Regions from separate parts of the Homo sapiens genome. Here region 2 is linked to region 1. Evidence: read pairs that join two places in POLR2A ChIA-PET (ENCODE). Cell type or tissue: B cell. All regions are shown on one strand. Links, peaks and the distances in the headings refer to the core of each region. The heading gives the core; the rest is flanking DNA. Region 1 overlaps DLEU2 (deleted in lymphocytic leukemia 2). Region 2 overlaps DLEU2 (deleted in lymphocytic leukemia 2).

The links. Peaks named below come from ENCODE experiments on the same cell type or tissue, not always from the same donor. Only the 100,000 strongest peaks of a DNase experiment are listed, where the experiment ranks them.
Region 2: POLR2A ChIA-PET joins it to region 1 with 7 read pairs; 17 of 35 experiments call an interaction of 5 or more read pairs at or near these places.

What each region holds. Positions count from the first base shown.
Region 1 is chr13:50,116,710-50,122,100 of GRCh38, reverse strand. All of the region lies in intron 1 of DLEU2 (deleted in lymphocytic leukemia 2), which reads left to right. The region is part of intron 2 of DLEU1 (deleted in lymphocytic leukemia 1); the gene reads right to left. Among named protein-coding and RNA genes, the nearest start is that of DLEU2, 6.1 kb to the left of the region's middle. RefSeq lists an enhancer at 1-281. In B cell, for the core only: no CTCF peak of the experiment used is centred there; no DNase peak of the experiment used is centred there; H3K27ac peaks cover 1,254 bases.
Region 2 is chr13:50,058,408-50,063,798 of GRCh38, reverse strand. The region is part of intron 5 of DLEU2 (deleted in lymphocytic leukemia 2); the gene reads left to right. Among named protein-coding and RNA genes, the nearest start is that of MIR15A, 12 kb to the right of the region's middle. In B cell, for the core only: no CTCF peak of the experiment used is centred there; no DNase peak of the experiment used is centred there.

The DNA of each region.
Region 1 (5,391 bases), core at 312-5,311:
CTGAGTCCCCATGATGGTGTTTTTTGCACTTCAAAAGCACACTTAATCTCCAACAGTTAGTAGCAGAAGGTGCTAAACTCACAGTCTGGCTAAGGAAATAAGGAAGCGTGGAAGGAAAGGGTTTTCCTTTGCCTCTTCCATTTCCTTCCTTCCAACAGGTTAACCCGTTACAGTTAACCTGACTAGGGATTTATTGGAAGCAGTGACTTAAGTACAGAAACCACCCCAAAATTTAGTGGCTTAAAACAACATTACCTTGCCTAGTAGAGAAAACTTGTTTCTAATCCACTGGATGACAGCTGGGGCAGCTCAAAGGCTGGAGCTGGCATCATCTGAAGGCTTGTCCACTTGCTTGTCTAGTGGTTAATACTGACTGATGGCTGGGGCTATCAGCCAGAACACCTACACATGGCCTCTCCATGTGGTCTGGCTGCCTCACAACAGGGTGGCTAGTTCCACAGGTCCTAAGACTGAGAGCCAGATGGAAACTGTATCACAGAGTCTCACTCTGTCACCCAGGCTGGAGTGCAGTGGCGCGATCTCAGTTCACTGCAACCTATGCCTCCTAGGTTCAAGTGATTCTCCTGCCTCAGCATCCTGAGCAGCTGGGACTACAAGCACGTGCCACCACGCCTGGCTGATTTTTGTATTTTTAATAGAGAGGGGGTTTCACCGTGTTAGCCAGGATGGTCTCGATCTCCTGACCTTGTGATCCGCCCGCCTCGGCCTCCCAAAGTGTTTGGATTACAGGCGTGAGCCATCACACCTGGTAAAACTGTATCATTTTTTATAACCTAGTCTTAGAAGCCATGCAGCATCATATCCATCACTTCCGTTTGTTAAAAGCAAATTACTAAGGCCATATGTGTTCTGGGGAGGGGAATTAGACTCCACCTTTTAATGGTAGGAGTGTCAATTTGCAACATGTTTAAAATCACCACATGTAACTTCTGATAAATAGATTTATAAACAGTACATTTGTACATTAGAAAAGTTTAAACATAAGAAACCTAATAAATACCCTCTTTTTTATATTAGAATGAAATATAAAAACCCAAACATTTAAATGTTCCAGCAAAGCTAATCCTGAGCCAACTTGAGTAGGCAGTCTGTCTCATAATCTTCCTGCACCTTTCTTCTCCCTGTGTCCATTCCCTCCAGGTCAGGCCTCCTGTGCACACATACCCTTCTCTCCCAAACTAGGTAGGACATTCACAGTAGCTGTACCTCCACGGTGATGAAAACTTTTTTCTTTGCCCTCCATGAGTTATCCCAACTTTGGACCTCATAGGATCGCTGGCAATCAATGGCATAATGTCCTTCTCAAAATTAAAAAGCAAAATGCTATGGAGAATATTCCAGTAAGTAATTTTATAATAATAATTAAAACAAAATGACATTTCCCAAAAGGGACAATATGCTTTTAGATGTTACGATATTGACTTTATTGGGGCTTGTTTATTCATCAAAATCAGTAATTCTAAAGGAACAGTTGAGGCTTTTAAGTATTTTATAAGAGTATGCATGTTTCCTATGAAGGCGACGTAACACTTGATTATTACAATAAAAAAATGGATACTTCTCCCACCTTTATAATGCAGACTGATTTATTTTTATTTTAAACCAGCATATATAATTATTTGTTTGGTAGAGAGACTCAAGAGTTATCGCTCTAAAAAACTGAAAATACTACTTTTCATTGAATAATCAAGGTTAAATAATCTTTTCTTATAACCTAGTATCTTGTAAAATTCTCCCTAAGCTGATATTAACTTATACATCTTTGGTGTTTTTTGTTTTTTTTAAGAAATATTAAATGTGCTTCCTCTATGACTTAGAAATAGAAATAGTGCTTAGGCCATTTTAATAATTTGTACTTTCCTAAAGGCTAATCCCTCTAATTTTGGTAATTTTGCATATTTATATTTATGTTGAGTCAAAATCACACTGTAAGTTCATACTGTAGAATATGAGTTTTTAAATAAGTACGTCCAGATAAGGAGCAAATATATATTTATGAACCCTTTATTTTTTGGTGTATTACTTAATGATGTTTGAAGTAGCTTTTTTAAAAAATAAAATGAAGAAACTATACCTTTGTTTTTAAAGTTTCTCATACAGTAATGATTTAACAACAACAACAAAAAAAGGATGCAGCATTCAGGATAAACTGATAGACTTTGCTATCAGATCTAAACTGTACTTACTTCTCTGTGAGCTCATAGCTACCACGGAGGCAGCCCAAAGGAGCTTAAGTAAACACTAAAATTACATAATGCGGTTCTGAAGGAGCAACAACCCCAACCAAACTGTGCCATATAGTTTCACAGATGCTGTTTTTCTGTATGCCAGAATGCTCTCCTATCTATAGAATGACTTCACAGTAATGATAACGTGAAAGAAAATTGGAAGTGGGCCAGTCTGTCTCCAGACATTTTGAATGAAGGCAGGGTTGAGGAAATTATTTTAAAGTAATTATGCAGTGAGTTTTTTAAAACCTTATAAACTAAGCATTTAGTAGCACTTTGGAAAGTGTAGTGAAACTGGCACATGGAGAAATAAATTCAATACAGAAAATATGATACCAGGATCACATAGCTTAGGGTCTTAAAAAAAGAAAATATGATCTTGCTAGCTAATAGTAATAATGCGGCCGGGCGCGGTGGCTCACGCCTGTAATCCCAGCACTTTGGGAGGCCGAGGCGGGCGGATCACGAGGTCAGGAGATCGAGACCATCCTGGCTAACACGGTGAAACCCCGTCTCTACTAAAAATACAAAAAATTAGCCGGGCGAGGTGGCGGGCGCCTGTAGTCCCAGCTACTCGGGAGGCTGAGGCAGGAGAATGGCGTGAACCCCAGGGGGCGGAGCCTGCAGTGAGCCGAGATTGCGCCACTGCACTCCAGCCTGGGCGACAGCGAGACTCCGTCTCAAAAAAAAAAAAAAAAAAAAAAAAATAGTAATAATGCTCTGTCTACAAATACATTAAGAACTAAATGCAATCTTCTTAAGTAAAAAAACAAAGAATTACAAGTCCTTAAGGTAGTAAAGTTATTCCTATGAATATGTGAGTAAAAATTCAACTTTGCCTAATTAAATTACAGAAAGAGACCCCTCCCCCGTCAGATTGACAAAGATTGAAAATAAGTGCTGATAACCAGTGCCACTAAGAGTGCAATAAAACTTTCAGTCTTGTCTGGGCGAGGTGGCTCACGCCTGTAATCCCAGCACTTTGAGAGGCCGTGGCGGGCGGATCACGAGGACAGGAGTTTGAGACCAGCCTGGCCAACATGGTGAAACTCCATCTGTACTAAAAAAAATATAAAAATTAGCCGGGCAGGGTGGCCTGTGCCTGTAATCCCAGCTACTCGGGAGGCTGAGGCAGGAGAATCACTTGAACCCGGGAGGTGGAGGTTGCAGTGAGCCAAGATCGTGCCACTGCACTGCAGCCTGGGCAACAGAGCAACACTTGGTCTCAAAAGAAAAAAAAAAGAAAAAAAAAACTTTCAGTCTTATCTATTACCTTTCTGGGGTCTTAAAAATGTCCAATTCTTTGACACAGTAGTTGCACTAACAGGAACCAATTTGAAGGAGATAATCAGATATGAAATCACAGATTTATGCATATTCACTAGAGTATCTATACAGAGGAAACAATCTGAATATTCAGCAGTGGGAGAGTGGTTTAATAAACCATGGTGTATCAATCTAACAAAATATGTATCTATTAAAAATACTTAATGACACAAATATTAATGTTTAATATACACTAAGATTTTTAGTTTATAAAACTTTCTCATTTATTTAAAAATGCATAGGAAATGCATATATAATATATATGTAAAATGCATAGGAAAAGGGTGGAAAAAGTACACCAAAATGTACTCTGTGATTATGGTCATTTTTACCTTTGTATATTTTCTAAAATGAGCACATATTATTTTAACAATCAGGAAAAAAATCATTAAAGCTAAAAGATTTTCTTCTGAATATTTAAATCAAATGACATATTTACAACTTTACAGCACAAGGATAGTTAATAAAGTAACATAACTTATTAGTTACTTTTCATAAGTAACTTTTCATTTGGCATAGTTATAACAGTATCTGCCAGTGAATAATCTCTGCTTACTAAAATAATGTATAGGCAAATATAGAGTATTATGCAAGGGTATAATCTGAGGTTTCACATTTTGGTGGAAAAGTTGTTCGGGCAAATGTTGGTAGAATCTGTAAATTCATCTGTAAAGCTATTGTGCATTAGCTATTTTATAAATTTTACAATAGTATTTTTAAAATTTATTATTTTTAATTGTGGCAAAAGTTATAAATGGTAAATATAAATTTACCATCTTCACCATTTTTAAGGGTACAGTTCAGTAGTGTTAAGTATATTCACATTGTTGTGTATAATGCTATTTTATGGATAATGGCTATTGATTTTATAAAAATACATGCTCATTTATAAATAATTCAAACAATATAGAAAGTTACAGGAAAGTTTTTAAATCTCCTCAGATCCTAGATTTTACCATCAAAATAAATGAATATCAGTTTAGGATATATTTCTATGCATTTATACAGATAAGATCATTTTATTTAAGATGAGAACATCACAGTACTTTTTTTTTTTTTTTTTTTGAGACGAGTCTCGCTCTGTTGCCCAAGCTGGAGTGCAGTGGCGCAGTCTCGGCTCACTGCAAGCTCCCTGCTTCCCGGGTTCACACCATTCTCCTGCCTCAGTCTCCCAAGTAGCTGGGACTACAGGCGCCCGTCACCAAGCCCAGCTAATTTTTTTTTTTTTTGTATTTTTAGTAGAGACGGGGTTTCGCTGTGTTAGCCAGGATGGTCTCAATCTCCTGACCTCGTGATCTGCCCACCTCGGCCTCCCAAAGTGCTGGGATTACAGGCATGACCCACCGCGCCCAGCCGAGAACATCACAGTACTTTTAAATTGGAAAGTATTAAATTTAAAATTATTCTAATTTGGTGGAAGAGAAATGGAAGGAACTGCTGAATTTTTGAAAATGTTTCGTCATCACAAGAGAGCTTAGTTCCTAAAATACCCAAGATTTTAAAAATTAAGGCTTTAGAGACTTTTTAATCCGTATGTTTCAAATTCAGAAATGCCAGCAGACTCTGCTATGAAAAATATATATTTATTGGTTATGTTATTATTTTTACAAAGTCAAGTTTTAAGGTTTATTTGTTTTGTAACTTTCATTTCTTTAGTTATCTCATCTTGATCTGTACTTAAAAATCCAGAGCTTACAACATGCCTTGCTTCTCTATATCTTCCTTATTAATTTTGATTCATCACTTAGTCATCTGCTCTTTACTAAGAAGTTTTTTTTCCCCTACATGGACTCATAGATGCTATATTTGCCTTTTT
Region 2 (5,391 bases), core at 144-5,143, 58 kb after region 1:
TGTCACTGATGAGGAAATTCTAATTATCTTGAATAGTTTTAAAAATGGGAATGTTTCTGGGAGAAAGGAATTCCCCAAAAGAGAAAAAATAAATTGCTCTTTTGGCAGTTGGATTAGTGGTGAAAGAGTGTTATAACCCAAAAAATTCATAAAGGTACCAGCTATTGTCAGCATTTGGTAGTAAAGAGAATGTCTTATAAACCTATTGATATGATGAAGTGCCATTAATTTAGTAAATATATAAAATCTAGGCTCTTATGTATTCTATAATTTATGAATATAGAGAAAGTTCACAATATGCTGCAGCTGTTTTTCATTGTTCAAATAATTGCTATTTTTGAGAATTAGACATTTAATAAAAATGCCAGGTGTTCCTTGTCCTCATTCTTCCATATTTGTCTTATATATGTTTAGCAAAATAATTGAGTTAAATATGAGCTTTTATGCTTAAGCGATGGCTGTGTTTTCGCTCTTAATAAAATTGCACCATAAAATTTGATTTTTAGTGCCAAAATTATAAAAAGGGGTTGGGCTTGTTTCCTCAACCTGAACAACTTCTTACCTTCAAGATGGATGATTCAAAGAGGAATAATAGGGAATTTCTTAGTATGAAGTTACTTGGTTGTTTTCTTAGGAAAACAAAAGGTAGAATTTAACAGCATGGGGCCTGATTTAAATAGAAAATAAATGTACAGATATAATCAACTCTGCTGTCATGGGGATTTCAAGTTATAAATGCAATAAGTAACATCCCCTGACTTATTCTATGTACTTTTGCCCTAATCTACTACCTATTAGTCTGAAACTTGAGTTTTTAAATTTAATCTCTATGTAAAAGAGGAATAAATTGAATGCATAATTAAAATATATGTTGTCAATTATCACACCTTTTTGCCTAGACTATAAGCTTCATTTTTCCTGTTATATCCACTAAATTAATTTATGCTTGTTTTTCCATTAAAACAAGTTACTTTGGCTGGGTGCAGTGACTCCCGCCTGTAATCCTAGCACTTTGGGAGGCTGAGGTGGGCAGATCATGAGGTCAGGAGTTCGAGACCAGCCTGTCCAACATGGTGAAAACCTGTCTCTACTAAAAATACAAAAATTAGCCGGGCATGGTGGCCGGCACCTGTAGTCCCAGTTGCTTGGGAGGCTGAGGCAGGAGAATTGCTTGAAACCAGAAGGCAGAGGTTGCTGTGAACCGAGATCGCGTCACTGCACTCCTGCCTGGGCGAAAGAGTGAAACTCTGTCTCAAAAATAAATAAATAAATAAATAAATAAATAAATAAATAAATAAATAAATAACAAAAATTAGCCAGGCATGGTGGCGTGCACCTGTAATCCCAGCTACTCAGGAGGCTGAGGCAGGAGAACTGCTTAAACCTGGAAGGCAGAGGTTGCAGTGAGCTGAGATTGCACCATTGCACTCCAGCCTGGGTGACAGAGCAAGACTCCATCTCAAAAAGAAAATAAAAAGAAAAAAACAAGTTACTTTAAAATGTCTTATAAAATCTGTTTCTTATAGTAAAACTATTTGTAGCTAATGAAAATGAAGTTTTGATACATTTAACAGTATTACCACTAAGAATGCCATCCTTTCAAGTACTCTACCACTGGTCAAATTTCAGAACCTCAGTTTAAAATTTTTGGGGAGGCCAGATATGGTGGCTCATGCCTGTAATCCCAGCACTTTGGGAGGCTGAGGCAGGTGGATTACTTGAGGTCAGGAGTTCAAGACCAGCCTGGCCAACATGGTGAAACCCAGTCTCTACTAAAAATAGAAAAATTAGCCAGGCATGGTGGCGGGTGCCTGTAATCTCAGCTACTGGGGAGGCTGAGGCAGGAGAATAGCATGTATGCTGGTAGAGGTTGCAGTGAGCCAAAATCAAGCCACTGCACTCCAGCCTAGGCAACTAAGAGCGAGACTCCATCTCAAAAAGTATGTTTAGGGAAACAGTTGGGCATGGTGGCTCACACTTGTAATCCCAGCACTTTGGGAGGTCGAGACGGGTGGATCACTTCAGGTCAGGAGTTCAAGACCAGTCTGGCCAACATGGTGAAACCTCGTCTCTACTAAAAATACAGAAATTAGCCAGTCATGGTGGCAAGTGCCTGTAATCCCAGCTACTTGGGAGGCTGAGGTGAGAGAATAGTTTGAACCTGGGAGGTGGAGGCTGCAGTGAGCCGAGATCCCACCACTGCACTCCAGCCTGGGCAACAGCACGAGACTCCATCTCAAAAAAATAAATAAAGTGTTTAGGGAAACAATATCTGAATTAAAATTCAGTACACCTCAGTTTTAAATTATTACTTTTAGTTTTTATATCCTTAGTTCAGCTGTTTCTTTATGCCTCTAGTATTTGGTGCCCTGTAGTCGGAACTTAAAACTGGCAATCTGTCCTCCAAATCCTTAACAAGACAAAATAAGTAAAGTACACTAAATTTTTCTAAGTCAATTTTATTTTAAATTGAACTTTATTAATTTTATTTTGACCCTAGAATATTAGAATTAGAATCATAGTAAACAAATGTTTTCCTTTACGTTATAAATTACATTTATGTTAATTAACATAAAATAAGTTTCTCATCAGAGGGCAGGTTTCAACTTAGTACAGTAAGTCCTCACTTAAAGTAATGAATAGATTCTTGGAAACTGCAGCTTTAAGCTAAATGACATAGAATAAAACCAGTTTCACCATAGGCTAATTGATATAAACAAGAGTTAAGTTCCTATAGCCTATTTCTGGTCACAAAGAACATCACCTTCTAAATAAAGATCCAACACATTTCTGGTATTAAACATTGTGAAATAAATGTGAGTTAAACATACATTTAAGAAAGTTTAATAGAAACAAGATCATCATTTACCCAATTTTTGATGAGTCAGCGATGATGGTCATAGTGGTGGTGAGTTAAAATAAGGAATAAATGTTTGTAAAGCAGAAATTGTAAGGAGCACCTTCTACTACCATGTTGTTCAAAAACAAGCAATAACAAATATGGCATGCTTGCTGAGCACTTTCATACTACATCATTTGTTGTTGTGCATTTGTATGATGATTGTATATTTGACAAGTTTTTATTTTGCAGTAATTTACATTCATTCATTTTCCAACCCACTTACTCCACTTTGGGGTTGCAGGTGGCTGGAGCCTATCCTAGAAGCTCAGGATGCGAGGTGGGAACCAACCCTGGATAGGATGCCATTCTATCACAGGGTGTCCTCCTACCCCGACACTCAGCCATACTGAGACAATTTAGATGTGCTAACTAACATAACATGCACATCTTTGGGATGTGGGAGAAAACCCATGCAGACATGGGGAGAACGTGGAAACTCCACACACTGTGGCCCCAGACAGAAATCTCTATATTTTTCCTCTTCAGTATTAAAAATGAAACAATGTTGAATGAAACATCATTTGAAGATCTGTTTATAACTTTGTTCTCTGGCCCTAGATCTACTGTCTAAAAATTGTTTTTATGTCTTTTCTCTAAGCTGTACATTCTGAGGTCCTTCCACTGTTGCCATATAGCATTAATTTCTAGACCATATTTTTTCTAGACCATATTAATTTCTAGACCAATATTTTCTGGATACCCTACTTTGGATCTGTTACATTTTGTTAGTATTCCTTTTTAAATAATTGTATTTAGAATTAATTGCAATATACTTAATGTAGTATAGGTACAAAACACACTGCATCTATGAATAAAGTTCTATAGTGCAGTCTGATTGCACTAGCTTTTTTTTTCATCAATACTATCGGGTCATGTTGAGCTGCAGTTCACTGAAACACTTAAGTGTGTTAGAATTTCAAATCCTGTAAATTTAGATTCAGTAGGCATTTGTTGAACACCTGTTCACTACTAGATGTGCTTGTATAAATTTCTGCTGTTTATTTTACTGATAGTAAGTTTAAAATGTAGAAATTGACCAGTAGATTTATTGTACTGAGGATGATTCTGTAGTTTAGGAGACATGACTAGAATTTCAATGAGAACAGATTGTAAGGACAGAAATAAATAAATAAAAAGAATTTCTAAATGATTTTGTTAAATGCAATAACAACTTTATGTAAACTACAGATGAACTGATAATAGAGCACATGTAAGAAAATGTCTAAAAAATGTTATTGGAAATAAAATTAGAGCTGTAAATCATTAACAAGGAAAAAACATTAACTTATATACAATTTATTTTTTCCATATTTCTTAAAATATATTAAATTCTAACATAGAAAACCAACTTAAGAGATTTAAAGATTCCCATCTACTCAGATTTATTATATTCAAGTTGAATTATTAAGCAAGACATTTAATTTACTTATTTTGTCTCACCTTTCAATATAACTACTTTTTTTTTGTTGGAAGATTATAAGAATGGAGAGTTCTGGTATATCAAAGGCCCACAGCCCAGAATATAAACCACCAGACTTGGAACTATGGTTGTTGTGTAAAGGATAAGGACTGAATGATTCTGTCTTCAGAATATTTTTGTATTTTTTTTTTTAGAAGCTCTTTTCTTTGGCTCTACATCTAGCCATTAGGGCTCTTTCTGTATCTGGTTAGGCAAAGTGGCTTTTCTTTCAGCCAGCAAACGTAAAAGCAGAGATTTAAGGGATGGAGTCATGATGATATTTCCAGTGGACTAAGATAAAGGATTGAAGAAATGGCATGGTCTATACTAGTAAAGATTTCCTCACAGCTAGTCCATTTTGAATGGAGAGATAAGTATGGAATAGGGAACCAGTTATCTGCCCAACACAGTACCTAATAATGAGAATAATTTTCTGTATTCAAAGGTTCTTAGTGGTTGTTAATGTCTTAAAAGAGACCATTTAACTGGAATGGAAGTGTTTTCTTTGGAGAAAAGCAGGAAACATTGGATAGATCTTAATTATACAGACCTTGATACTTAGGCAGAAAGTAGAGATTCTACTTAGGAAACTAGAAATTACTTTTTTTTTTTTTTTTTTTGAAACAAGGTTTTGCTCTGTCACCTGGGCTGGAGTGGAGTTCAGTGCAGTGGCATGATTATGGCTCAGTGCTGCATCAAACTCCTGGGCTCAAGTGATTCCTCCCACTTCAGCTCCTGAGTAGCTGGTATTACAGATGCCCAGCTGATTTTTAAATTTTTTGTGTGGGGGTGGCTAAATGATGAGAGCACATGGACACATAGAGGGGAACAACGCACACTGTGGCCTTTTGGAGGATAGAGGGTGGGAGGATGGAGAGGACCAAGAAAAATAACTAATGGGTACTAGGCTTAATACCTGGGTAACGAAATAATCTGTGCAACAAACTCCCATGACAGGCCTGGCATGGTGGCTCACGCCTGTAGTCCCAGCACTTTGGGAGGCTGAGGTGGGTGTATCACTTGAGGTCAG